3 separate regions of the Homo sapiens genome follow, and all the other regions are linked to region 3. A link is an interaction called in ENCODE POLR2A ChIA-PET data of the cell type or tissue named here. Cell type or tissue: PC-9. All regions are shown on one strand. Links, peaks and the distances in the headings refer to the core of each region. The heading gives the core; the rest is flanking DNA.

Region 1 (4,442 bases), core at 247-4,246, 390 kb before region 3:
TCCCAGGAGGCAGGGGAAGACAATTTCTCTCTTTTTTTTTTTTTTTTTTTTGAGACATAGTTTCGCTCTTGTCGGCAGGTTAGAGTGCAGTGGTGCGGTATCGGCTCACTGCAACCTCCGCCTCCCAGGTTCGAGTGATTCTCCTGCCTCAGCCTCCCGAGTAGCTGGGATTACAAATGCCCACGACCACGCCCAGCTAATTTTTACGTTTTTAGTAGAGACGGGCTTTCTCCTTGTTGGCTAGGCTGGTCTCGACCTCCTGACCTCAGGTGATTCACTTGCCTCAGCCTCCCAAAGTGCTGGGATTACAGGCGTGAGCCACCACGCCCAGCCAGGAAGCCAATTTATAACAAGCTTTCTTGGTAAACATGGGTAATTAGTTGATGACCCTAATGGTCCCTACCCCTCAAAGTTTGGTGCATCCTCTTTGTCCCAGCCATGTGAGGACACAACATGTAGCTGGCCATCTGGGGACCAGGAAGAGAGCCCTCCCCAGAACCCAACCATGCTGACACTTGACTTTGGACTTCTTAGCCTCTGCTGTGAGTGATGAATGCTTGTTGTGTAATCCACCCAACCTGTGATACTCTGTGGTAGCAGCCCAAGCTGACTAAGACACTTGGCAAGTGCATCTCCACAATAAGATCCAAGCCATCTCAGCCTGGAAGTTGATGCTTCCAGATGGTGTTGAGGAGAATGAACAAAGTTTGTCTCTCTTTTTTTTGAGACAGAGTCTTGCTCTGGCTGGAGTGCAGTGGTGCAATCTCAGCTCACTGAAACCTCCACCCCCTAGGTTCAAACAATTTATCGTGCCTCAGCCTCCCAAGTAGCTGGGATTACAGGCATGCAGCACCACACCCAGCTGATTTTTGTGTTTTTAGTAGAGATGGGGTTTCGCCATGTTGGCCAGGCTGGTCTCGAACTCCTGACTTCAAGCGAACCACCCACTTGTCCTCCCAAAGTGCTGGGATTATAGGCATGATCCAAAACCACACCCAGCCCAAAGGTTTTCCTTTGACCTTTCATTTTCTATTGTTGATCAATCTCTTTTTTTTTTTTTTTTTGAGATAGGGTCTTGTTCTGTCACCCAGGCTCGAGTGCAGCAGTGTGATCACGGTTTATTGTAGCCTCAGACTCCCAGACTCAAGCAATCCTCCTGCTTTAGCCTCCTGAGTAGCTGGGACTAGAGATGCAGGCCACCACACCCAGAAAATTTTTATTTTTTTGTAGAGATGGGGTCTCATTATGTTGCCCAGGCTGCTCTCATACTCCTGGGCTCCAGTGATCCTCCAACCTTGGCCTCTCAAAGCACTGGGATTATAGACGTGAGACATCACGTCCAGCCCTAACCCCCTTTCTGATTGGCACGTTCTTAAGGTACCTTACAAGAGGTTAGAAGTGTTTTTGTAAATATACCTTTTTTTTTTTTTTTTTTTTTTACAAACTTCAGTTGTAATCAAGTCTTGCTAAAGAACACATTCTGATCTCTTAAGGTAACCTTACATTTCTTTACATTAGAACTTTATATTTCTTCTAATCCATATGCATTGGTTCTACAGTTTTAGTTTTGTAATTGCCAAAAAAATACAGGATTCTCAGTCACATCAGAATTTCAGATGAACAATGAGTGATTTTTTAGTATAAGCATGTCCCATAAATTTCATGGGATATACCTACATTAAAAGTGATTTGTTGTTCATTTGAAATTCTGTTTAACTAAGCACCCTGTATTTTTATTTGTAAAACCTGACCACCCTCTCTCCAAGGGAAATCCTAGTTCCCTAATTTCCAAATTGGTGGAGGTGGTGGTGACCTCATGATTGCTCATGTAACCTATCCACAGTTTCAAGAAGAAAAGAAAGGTAATTCTGTATGCTAAAAAGACACATACCACACAAATAGCAAGTATGTCCCCATGCAAGGAAAACTCGTACTACTACTTATGTGTTTCCCACCATGCACTGCCTAACACACATGAGGGCATATAATGGGAGAAGACTTGCAGAAAAATTCTCTTTAAGTTTATATTTGATGGAAAAAAATTATATTACCTCTTAGTAATGTTGAAGCAGGACTTCTTTTTTGACCTTTAGGATACAAGAAGCCACAATTTCATGGCTAGTTTTGTTCATTCCAACTTAACTAGTGCTGGATGACTCACAGAGAGTGATGTCTGGTCAAACACAAGCCCCTGGGCACAGTGGCTCACGCCTGTTATCCCAGTACTTTGAGAGGCTGAGGCAGGTGGATCATGTAAGCCCAGGAATTCAAGACCAACCTGGACCATATGGGAGAAAACCCTCTCTACTAAAAAAAAAATACAAGAAAATTAGCCGAGCGTGGTGGCACATTCCTGTAGTACCAGCTACTCGGGAGGCTGAGGTAGGAGGATCACTTGAGCCCAGGAGGTCCAGGCTGCAGTGAGCCATGGTCACACCACTGCACTCCAGCCTGGACGACAAAGGGAGACCCGGTCTTGGGAAAAAAAAAAGAAATTAAAAATTAAAATAAAAAAATAATAAAATTAAAATGTAAAAAATACATATATGTCTTGCCCTACAGGTTAGATGCATTCAGAGAAATTTACCTGAAAATGAATTTCTGAAAAGTAAATTTATTTCCCTAGTTTTCAATAAAAAATGAGCATAACTAGGCTTTCAACCTCAATCTGCCAATTTATCATTTGGTCCTTGGCAAGTGTATAAACTAAAAACTTCACTGAGACTCAGCTTTCTCATTTATCAAACGTAGCCCAAATGGCTACCTTTCCCTCCAGCCAATGCCAGGGGAAGTGCTTGGTGAGGAAGGGGTAAGCAGCATGAGAGGCCCTCCAAGATGCCCCCATGGCATCTGTGATCTCCCTGTTCCCTTCTTAATAAAATGAATATAGATCAAGCAACTCCTAGGTGTGAGCCATTCTGAAAGGGGCTGTGGGATAGAACACATCCCTGCATCCCTTGAAGAGTTAGACTCCACCTGGAAAGATAGGACATGTGTAGTCATCTGTTACAGTGGTAGCCCCCAGTGAAATGCACCTCCTGGTATTCATGCCCTCTATAGATCACTCCACTGAATCTGGGCTGCCTGAAACAACAGAAGGTGACAGAGATGACACTGTGCCAGCTGTGCCAAGGGGCACGCATGGAGGGGCTCACTTCAGGGTGCTGGATGAAGAACAGGGCAGGAGGCCGGACACAGAAGCTCATGCCTGTAATCCCAGCACTGTGGGAGGCCGAGGCGAGTGGATCACCTGGGGTCAGGAGTTCGAGACCAGCCTGGCCAACATGGTGAAACTCCCATCTCTACTAAAAATACAAATATTAGCCAGGTATGGTGGTGGGCACCTGTAATCCCAGCTATTCAGGAGGCTGAGGCAGGAGAACTGCTTAAACCTGGGAGGTGGAGGTTGCAGTGAGCCGAGATCACGCCACTGCACTCCAACCTGGACGACAAGAGGGAGACTCCATCCCAAAAAACAAAACAAAACAAAACAAAAAAAACAGGACAGGGACAGATGCTGGGCTTTGAAGACTGCAAAGCTCTAGGGCTACGCCTTAGGATATCTTGGTGGATTCCACATTTGTAGTCCTGGGAGCCCTGAGCCACCAGGTAACGGGCCTTACTTTCCTGTTAGAGAGGCCACGTGGAGAGTGAGAGGCCCCTGAGACTATATGGAGGAGAACGAGAAGCTCAGCCAAACACGTGCACATGTTCAAGCTGACCCAGCCATCCTCCGGACTCCGGAGCTACACCAGCCCGGACCCCTGACATGGGGGTGGTGAAGCCACATCTCCAACTCATTCCTGGGTGTGCAAGATGCAAGTTAACATGGAACTCATTCTTGGGTATGCAAAAGATCAGGAATGTTTAAGCAAAGCAACCAATGTCTAGGTAAAGGTGATGCTCCCCAGACAGGGAACAGCACCCAGTATCCCCTGTTTAAATTCCAGACCCACAGATTTGTGGGCAAATAGCATTTTGGTTGTTTTTAAGGTACCTCGCTTTTGGGTAGTCTGTTATGTAGCCATAGGTAATAAAATCTCAAACTCTCAGGAAAAGTAAAATGTCCCTCAAAATGTTAGGCATCTGTGCCTTCCAGCCAGACAGGTTTCTCAGGGTCGAAAGCAAGGACATGCCCAGTTCTAGCACAGGCAGGAACACTTCCTGTTGGGGACTGAGCAGGAACTCCCTGTGAGGGCCCCAGGTTTCTGGATCCTGGGTGGGTGTGGGGACAGGCACCCGGGCTGAGGGGCTCGCCTGTGTCTGTTCAGCCACGGCTGTGCTTCCCCAGAGAGGAAACATCATGGGGGGCTGCGTTTGAGGTGGGGGTGTCAGTGCCATGGAATCAGGGCTACCTCTACTGCACAAAGCACCGTGACGTCCCCTACCTTCCAGGCAATAGCAAAAACCAGAAGAGACAGGCGGTAGCAAAAAGGGAGGGT
Region 2 (4,442 bases), core at 247-4,246, 55 kb after region 3:
CTGCCCATCTTGGCCTCTCAAAGTGCTGATATTACAGGCGTGAGTCTCTGCACCCAGCCAAGAAACATTTATTTTTATTGAATGGCTCTTATATGTCTGTTTTGAGAGCCCCTAGCTAAACTGGGGTTTCAGTACCAGAGCAGCTAGCAGCCCTGCCCTAATGGGAAATGAAGGGAGCTGGGCATAGGTGTCTACAGTGCGTCTCTCATGGGGTACTTCTTTAACGTGGTGGAAGGTCTAATGCTTAGCTGCCCAACCTGTGCCCAGGGGCTCCTTCACATGGGAAATGTGTTTATCCTGGCAGACGCTCCCATGGCTGTTGTCTGGTCTGTGTTCAGTTTATGATTGTCTAACCATCGCTTTGATGCTGAGAGCCCAGCCTTGTGTTCTTCCCAGTGTCCCTGGAAAACCTAGGTAGCCCCTGGTTCTTCAGATGAAAGGCACCCATTCAATCCACCACAGTAGGAAATATGATCAAAGGTTTATTACTTACAGATCCTGGGCAGGGAAGGCGCCATGAGTCAGGAGTATCATCCTCCATCCTCAGGTCAGGCAAGGCAGAAATTAAGAGGCAGAGAGTGAGAGAAGCAACTAGTGGTACGTATAAGAGAATAGTGTGGAGTCCTGATAAGTAAGCGAAATGAGGACAGGGTCTCAGGTGGGGGAGAAAAACGAACACTTGTTCTGAGAAAGTGCTAATCACAAACTTGTGGGCACAATGACCTGTTTGGCATGTAGCGCCAGGATTACAACCTTGTTCTGCATGTAGCCCCCCTCCTGCAAGACCCTATAAAACCTCCCCCTAGCCCCTGCCCCTTGGCTGACAGCCCCTTCTCTACTGTGCTGCCCATCGCACCCTTGCAACATATTTTCACGCTTTCTCTAATAAATCTGCCTTTTTTTTTTTTAACTTTTAATTGCATTTATTTTAATGCTGAATGTAGTCCTGTGTCATCAGTTTTTGTTTCTTCAGTTTCTTCTGGGATATCTTTTTCTTCTGGGCAACCTCGTCTTCTGGTTTAGGAACAATCTGTTCCTTTTCAGTAAGGATAATCTCAGTGTGGCAGGGAGAGCTCATGCATGGGTTAATCCAACCATGAGCTCTGTAGGTCCAGCAGCCCTTCTTAGGTGCTTTGTTCACTTGGATATGCTCAATGACCAGAGAATCTATATCTAAACCCTTAAATTCTGCATTTTTAAGCATGTGCAGCAAAAAGTCAGCACTCTTTTTGGGCCACCGACCTTGTGCCCAGCCCCAATGCTTGGCCTGGGCACCCCTGCCAACTCCACCATTGTAACATTGGAATGGTACGCACTGTTTCTGTAAAGTGACATCTTTCAGATACTTTGTGGCTTTTTGTATATGCATACGCTTGATGGCCTGCAGTTTCATGAGTGTTCTTAAAGTGAACACGAAGATTTGAACCTCTTGATTTGCGTGATTTTGTGGGGTTCTCTAGGTCAAATGAATAGCGAACCATTTTCACAGATTACCTCAGGCCGCTTAGGGAAAGAGGAAGAGTGGTTAAATCTGCCTTTCTTTACCTACAGCTGTCTTGGTAAAATCGTTTACCACCTGCAACAAATAGGGTGTCACTTAAAGTTGAACTTAAAGCCCCTTTAAGTTTGTGGGCAAATGCCTGAGTAGTCTGTTTAAAGGAAGTGATGGGAAACCAGGGGGCCCAGTCTGCTAGGCGGGAGAGATGCCTTTAAGTTCTTATCTCTGGCCACCAGCTTGAGCCATTTGGGCGTGGTGTTTCACTTCTAATTCCCAGGCAACAACCTTTACTGTGTTGTTCTGGTTACATGTCAAAAGTGAAGCTAGTTCCTAAATGTTTCCTGGTTGGTTTGGTTTTTATTTAGTATTGTCAATGAATCGTTTTCTCCTCACTGACTTTTCCAGTGTATGTATCCATATATATTTTATGTATCTATATATATATCTATATATCTTTTACATGTAGATATATATACTGGAATATATATATAATATATACTGCTAAGTGTGTGTGTGTGTATACTTTGACTAGTGTAGTGAAAATGTGTATATATATACTGTTACTAGTATATATACATATATATGCTATATATACACATATATACATATATATGCTATATATACACATATATACATATACATATAGTAGTAAAATATATATATAGGCCAGGTGCAGTGGCTCATGCCTGTAATCCCAGCACTTTGGGAGGCCGAGGGGGGTGGATTACGAGGTCGAGTTGGAGACCAGCCTGGCCAACATGGAGAAACCCCATCTCTACTAAAAGTACAAAATTAGCCAGATGCAGTGGTGCATGCCTGTAATCCCAGCTACTTGGGAGGCCAAGGCAGGAGAATCACTTGAACCTGGGAGGCAGAGGTTGCAGCGAGCCGAGATCACGCCATTGCACTCCAGCCTGGGCAACAAGAGCGAATTTCCAACTCAAAAAAAAAAAATTAGCCAGGTATGGTGTCATGCATCTGTATCCCAGCTACTCAGGAGGCTGAGGCAGGAGAGTTGCTTGAACCCAGGAGGCAGAGGTTGTAGTCAGCTGAGATCACGCCACTGCACTCCAGCATGGGTGATAGAGCGAGACTCCGCCTCAAAAAAAAAAAAAAAAAAAAAGCCTCAGCTTCCCAAAGTGCTGGGGTTATAGGCATGAGTCACCATGCTCAGTCTAGTTTGTATTAATTCAGTTGACTCTTACAACCTGAAATCTTGCTAATCCCATGGCAAACTCAAGTTATTTTTAGCTTGATTTTCCAGAATATAAATATATTGACTGCCAAAAGTGATATATGTACTTTTTTCCTCCCAATTCTTACATATCTTACTTTTCCTTCATGGAGAGTTATCACAAGCATTTCAAATATAGTTAAGTACTAAATTAAAGTGAGTTAAGTGGGCTGGACATGGTGGCTCACGCCTGTAATCCCAGCACTTTGGGAGGCCAATGAGAATGGATCACTTAAGACCAGCTTGGCCAACATGGTGAAACCTGGTATCTACCAAAAATAATAAAAAAAATTAGCCGGGCATGGTGGGGTGTACCTGTAATCCCAGCTATCTGGAAGTCTGAGGCAGGAGAATTGCTCGAACCTAGGAGGTGGAGGTTGCAGTGAGCCGAGATCACGCCACTGCACTCCAGCCTGGATGACAGAGGGACAGTCACAGAAACAGATAAATAAGTAAAATAAAGTGAGTTAGATATGTGAAATTAATTAAACTACGTTAAATTGTGTTAGGGCATCTTGGTTGATACTCGACAAAATTATATATATATTTTTATATATATATATTTATAGATAGATAGATTTGGAAATCCAAAATTACAAATAAAAGCTAAGTGAAAAAATCTTGGCCGGGCATGATGGCTCATGCCTTTAATCCCAGCACTTTGGGAGGTCGAGGCAGGCGGATCACGAGGTCAGGAGATCAAGACCATCCTGGCCAACATGGTGAAACCCCGTCTCTACTAAAAATACAAAAATTAGCTGGGCATGGTGGAGCATGCCTGTAATCCCAGCTACTTGGGAAGCTGAGGCAGGAGAATTGCTTGAATCACAGAGCTGGAGGTTGCAGTGAGCTGAGATCGCGCCACTGCATTCCAGCCTGGAGACAGAGCAAGACTCTGTCTAAAAACAAAAAAAAGAAAGAAAAAAAAGAAAAGTAAAATCTTTTGTCCATACGACCTTTCCCTTTTTTTAAAGGCAAACAGTTTCTTGGACTTCCTTTCAGAAAAACAAATAATTATATGTGAGAGATGTATCTGTTCACAAGCTCTTAATTATACATCTTTATTTATTTACTTTGAGCCAAGGTCTCACTCTGTTGCCAAGGTTGGAGTGCAGAGGTGCAATGACAGCTCACTGGCAGCCTCAATCTCCCAGGCTCAGCCTATCCTTCAACTTCAGCCTTCCAAGTAGCTGGGACTATAGGTGTATACCACCACCATGCCCAGCTAATTTTCTGTATTTTTTTTGTAGAGATGGGGGGCGTCTCACTGTGTTGCCCAGGCTGGTCTCGAACTCCTGGCCTCAAGTGATCACCCTCTTCATCCTCCCCAAGTGCTAGGATTATGGGTGTAAGCCCCTGGGAAATAATGCATCCTAAGGGAAGACGGCTTCAGGCAGACAAATTTGGCACAATAATAAGCCCCAGGTGATGGAGTATAGGGGTGGTGCCTGTCCCTCTTACCAGTCTAGTTTCTTTTTCTTTTTTTTTTTTTTTGAGACGGAGTCTGGCTCTGTCGCCCAGGCTGGAGTGCAGTGGCGTGATCGCGACTCACTGCAAGCTCCGCCTACCGGGTTCACGCCGTTCTCCTGCCTCAGCCTCCCGAGTAGCTGGAACCACAGGCGCCCGCCGCCACGCCCGGCTAAGTTTTTGTATTTTTAGTAGAGATGGAGTTTCACCGTGTTAGCCAGGATGGTCTCGATTTCCGGACCT
Region 3 (4,442 bases), core at 235-4,234:
GGATTAGGGAGAGTTGTTAGACGAACCCCAGATGTGTAAAAGAAAAAAAGTGGTAAATTAGACTTTATCAAAATTTAAAACTTATGCTCTGGGAAAAAGACACTGTTAAGAGAATGAAACGCAAGGCACTGACAGGGAGAAAATATATGTACATCACACAGCCTAACAAAGCACTTATATCCAAAATATATAAAGAACTCTTACTACTCAATAATAAGAAATTGGCTGGGCATGGTGGCTCATGCCTGTAATTCCAGCACTTTGGGAGGCCGAGACAGGCGGATTGCTTGAGCTCAGGAGTTCAAGACCAGCCTGGGCAACATAGTGAAACCCCATCTCTACTAAAAATACAAAAATTAGCCAGGCATAGTGGCATGTGCCTGTGGTCCCAACTACTTCAGAGGCTGAAGTGGGAGGATCACCTTGAGCCTTGGGTAGGCGGGGAATGACGGGCTCCAGTGAGCCAAGATCATGCCACTGCACTCCAGCATGGGTGAAAGAAGGAAACTGTCTAAAAAAATAGAAAGGAGGAGGAGGAAGAGGAGAAGGAGAGGAGGAAAAGGGGGAAGGGGGGAGGAGGGGAAGGAGGAGGCGGAGGAGCAGCAGCAGCAGCAACAACAACAACAAGAGGAGCAGCAGCAACCCAATTAAACATCTTAAATAAAGATTTTGGTATCTTGGCCAGGCATGGCAGCTCATGCCTGTAATCTCAGCACCTTGAGAGGCCGAGGCAGGTGGATTGCTTGAGCCCAGGAGTTTGAAATCAGTCTGGGCAACATAATGAAACCCTATCTCTACAAATAAAAATAAAAAATTAGCCAACTGTGGAGGTGCGCACTTGAAATCCCAGCTACTGGGGAAGCTGAGAGGTGGGAGGATGGCTTGAGGCTAGGAAGTGGAAGCTGCAGTGAGTGGTGACTGTGCCATTGCTCTCCAGCCTGGGCAACAAGCAAGACCCTATCTCAAAAAAAAAAAAAAAAATCAGTATTTTTCCATAAAAAATGGTATACAGATGGCAAATAAAAAGATGCACATAAAAGGAGGCTCAGAACCATTTGTCATTAGGGACAAGCAAATTAAAACCAGAAGGGGATATCACTATATACTTATTAAGGTGTCTTTTAAAAAAAAAACTGACAATATCAAGTACTAGGGAGGATACAGGGCAACCGGAACTCTTCATACACTTGCAGGTAAGAATGCAAAATGGTACAGCTACTTTGGAAAACAGTTTTGGCAGTTTCTCATAAACATACAACCCAGAAATCATACTCCTAGGTATTTACTCAAGAAAAACAAGTATTGTGTTCATACAAAACCATTATGGAAACGTTTAGGACAACTTTATTCATAGTTGCCAAAAACCAGAGATAACTGAAATATCCAACTATTGAATGGATAAATGCACTGTGATACACTCATATAAGGGACTGCTACTCAGCAATAAAGAAACTACTGATACACACAACAACATAGATGAATCTCAAATACATTATGCACTGTACATGTATAAACTATTTAAAAATTAAAATACCTTTTTAAAAGTCAAACAGTACATGAAAAAGTAGGATCAAGAGAGGTTTGCTGCAGGAATGTAAGGGTGGATCAATATTATAAGATCTAATATAATTCTATGAATATACACCACAGTAATTAATATGTAGCTTGCAGGAGAAAAACTATATGATCATCTTAAAAGATGCTAAGATGACATGTGACAAAATACAATAGCCATAGCTGATTTTTTTTTAAAAAAAAACTTAGGAAAAAAAAGAGAACCAGGTGAATACATTCAACACATTGAAGGTCTCAAACCCACAGTTAACCATGAAATATTCGCATCAGTTCCATTAAATTCGGAAAGCATACTAAGATGCCTATCGTTATAACTAACATTTAACATTGCTTTGGAGGTGGTACACAATGCAATTTGTTTCTTTTTTTTCTTTTTTTTTTATTACCCAGGTTCCCATCAATGGTAGAGGGCAATGTAATTTGAAGAGAAAAAGGAGATACAAATGTAAGAAAATCAGATGTGTACATATGATTCATTTTTGCAGATGACACAACTTTATTCCTAGAGTAAAATTATTCCAATCAAAGCAAAAGCTACAAGAAACAATTAGAAAAAAGAATAGGTGGCTAAATACTAAATTAATTTTTAAAATTCATTAGTTTTCAACTAGAAGCCCCAGCAGAGCAGGTATTTTTATACACAAAGATAAAATCTGATTTCATGGCATAAGTGAAAATATTTAGCAAATGAATTATACTTCTTCCAATTTTGTAAAAAGTATGTATGCACACATGTGCTGGGTGTGGTGGCTCACGCCTGTAATCCCAACAGTTTGGGAAGCCAAGGAGGAAGGACTGACTGAGCTCAGGAGTTCAACACCAGCCTGGGCTGGTGAAACCTCGTCTCTACTAAAAAAATATAAAAAACTAGCCAGGCATGGCAGCGAGCACCTGTAGTCCCAGCTACTCTGGAGGCTGAGGCAAGAGAATCACCTGAACCTAAGAGGTGGAGGTTGCAGTGAGCCAAGATTGTGCCACTGCACTCCAGCTTGGGTGACAGAGCGATACTCCAGCTCAAAAAAAAAAGTATGTACATACACATGTTTACACAAAGATGGTTAACTAATGAGAGGAACCAAAATATTAATGTTCTGGGTTTTCTAAATGTTCTACATTACTTTCCTGATAAAGAGAAGAAGCAAAAATAAAATTTAAAGGTTTTACTAGATTTTCAGAAGCATTATTTGTAAAACTCAAAGCCTTTTTCCTAAACGAATTATCGAAATCACAGACTAATGAATGTCAAGAGCTCAAAAATGGGGTGAATAAACTATGGCCAGCCACAGCCTGTTTTTGTAAATAAAGTTTTATTAGAAAGCAGCCATGCTCATTTGTTTACTTATTGTCTATGGCTGCTTTCCTGCTATGAGGGCAGAGCTGAGCAGCTGTGACAGAGCCAGATGGCCTGCAAAACCTGAAATATCTACTAATTGGTAACCTAAGAACAAGTTTGCCAGTCCCCTGACCATTAGATCATCTAGTCCATCCTATACTGTACAGGTGAGTAAACTGAGGTCCACACAAGAATGACTTCTCTATGGTCCAAACTCAAGTTAAGTAAGAAGCAATGAAGAACTCCATTTCCATGGTACTTTCCACCACTTGGCCAGGAAACTCTCAAAACAGACATCCTGCCATTTGGGAGGTAAAACTCAGGGTCTCATATCACATCGCAAGTGAGTGTATTTGCCAATAAATTGATGAGAAGAGGACTCTGGGCCTAGTCAGTATCCAAGAACACCTGCTAAAGGTCTGAGTAAACCTTAGTAGATTCTAGAAAAAGTTAATTTAAAACCACATAGGCTGGGCACGGTGGCTCACGCCTGTAATCCCAGCACTTTGAGAGGCCAAGGTGGGCAGATTGCCTGAGGTCAGCAATTCCAGATGAGTCTGGCCAACATGGTGAAACCCCGTCACTACTAAAAATACAAAAAAATTAGCCAGGCGTGGTGGCGTCCGCCTTTAATCACAGCTACTCAGGAGGCTGAGGCAGGGGAACTGCTTGGACCAAGGAGGTGGAGGTTGCAGTGAGCTGAGATCATGCCACTGCACTCCAGCCTGGGCGACAGAGCAAGACTCCATCTCAAAAAAAAAAAACAAAACACATAAGCACAGACTAGGGAAGGTTTAAAAACAGATGTTGAGAGTATAATCTGGTCCAGACTTTTAAATGGTACACACTATAATGCAACAATCCAATCCCAGTCCTAGGAATCTACCCTACAGAAACACCAGCTTAAGTGACTAAAGGTACATCTCTAGCACATTCAGGACAGCACTGTCTGTAAACGCAAAAAGAGCCTGAATTCTCAATAGGACTAGTTTTTTTAAGGCAAATCAATATTATCAGCAAATGCAGTTATGTATTAATAAAAAGGGGGGCACTTCATGTCTTTACCTTAAAGAGGGTCCTAACCTGAGCATGTAAATTTGTGACCCTTGCCATAAACAATCTCCACTGTTAGGTTTCTTCTGAGACACAGAGAAGATTCACAACTCATGCTATTAAAGCAATTAAGGAAAACCAATATACCTGGAAGAAGGTAATCTTCCAAGTTTACAGAGGATCAGAAATCCAATGCATTTCACCTGGATAATTCAGACTCAAAAGTTCAAATATGTATGTGAAATTACAGTAAAACCACCTTAAAACATTTTACTCTTTGCACAGCACTTTGAAAGCACAGTACAGTCATAAGGTGGAGAAATGAGTAACTTACTGAATAAGACTTTAAGAAGTGTGTGAAATAATTTTGCTGTCTACAAAAACAGAAAACTGCACTTTCTTTCTGCCTACTTGTTCTCTTGATTACTGTGAGAAGAGTGTTGAAGTCTACGATATTGTTAAGGATTTGTCTGTTTCTCCT

What was found. ChIA-PET counts read pairs that join two places held together with the same protein. Peaks named below come from ENCODE experiments on the same cell type or tissue, not always from the same donor. Only the 100,000 strongest peaks of a DNase experiment are listed, where the experiment ranks them.
Region 1: POLR2A ChIA-PET joins it to region 3 with 12 read pairs; 3 of 35 experiments call an interaction of 5 or more read pairs at or near these places.
Region 2: POLR2A ChIA-PET joins it to region 3 with 22 read pairs; 10 of 35 experiments call an interaction of 5 or more read pairs at or near these places.

Annotation. Positions count from the first base shown.
Region 1 is chr17:68,229,118-68,233,559 of GRCh38, reverse strand. It overlaps a transcript of AMZ2 not described here. Among named protein-coding and RNA genes, the nearest start is that of AMZ2, 17 kb to the left of the region's middle. RefSeq lists an enhancer at 4,043-4,442. In PC-9, for the core only: no CTCF peak of the experiment used is centred there; DNase peaks (open chromatin) are centred at 1,839, 2,219 and 4,119; H3K27ac peaks cover 384 bases.
Region 2 is chr17:67,781,792-67,786,233 of GRCh38, reverse strand. It overlaps the pseudogene RPL17P41. Among named protein-coding and RNA genes, the nearest start is that of BPTF, 41 kb to the left of the region's middle. RefSeq lists an enhancer at 1,607-1,901 and a silencer at 1,607-1,901. In PC-9, for the core only: no CTCF peak of the experiment used is centred there; a DNase peak (open chromatin) is centred at 2,673.
Region 3 is chr17:67,836,644-67,841,085 of GRCh38, reverse strand. All of the region lies in intron 1 of BPTF (bromodomain PHD finger transcription factor), which reads right to left. Among named protein-coding and RNA genes, the nearest start is that of BPTF, 13 kb to the right of the region's middle. In PC-9, for the core only: no CTCF peak of the experiment used is centred there; no DNase peak of the experiment used is centred there.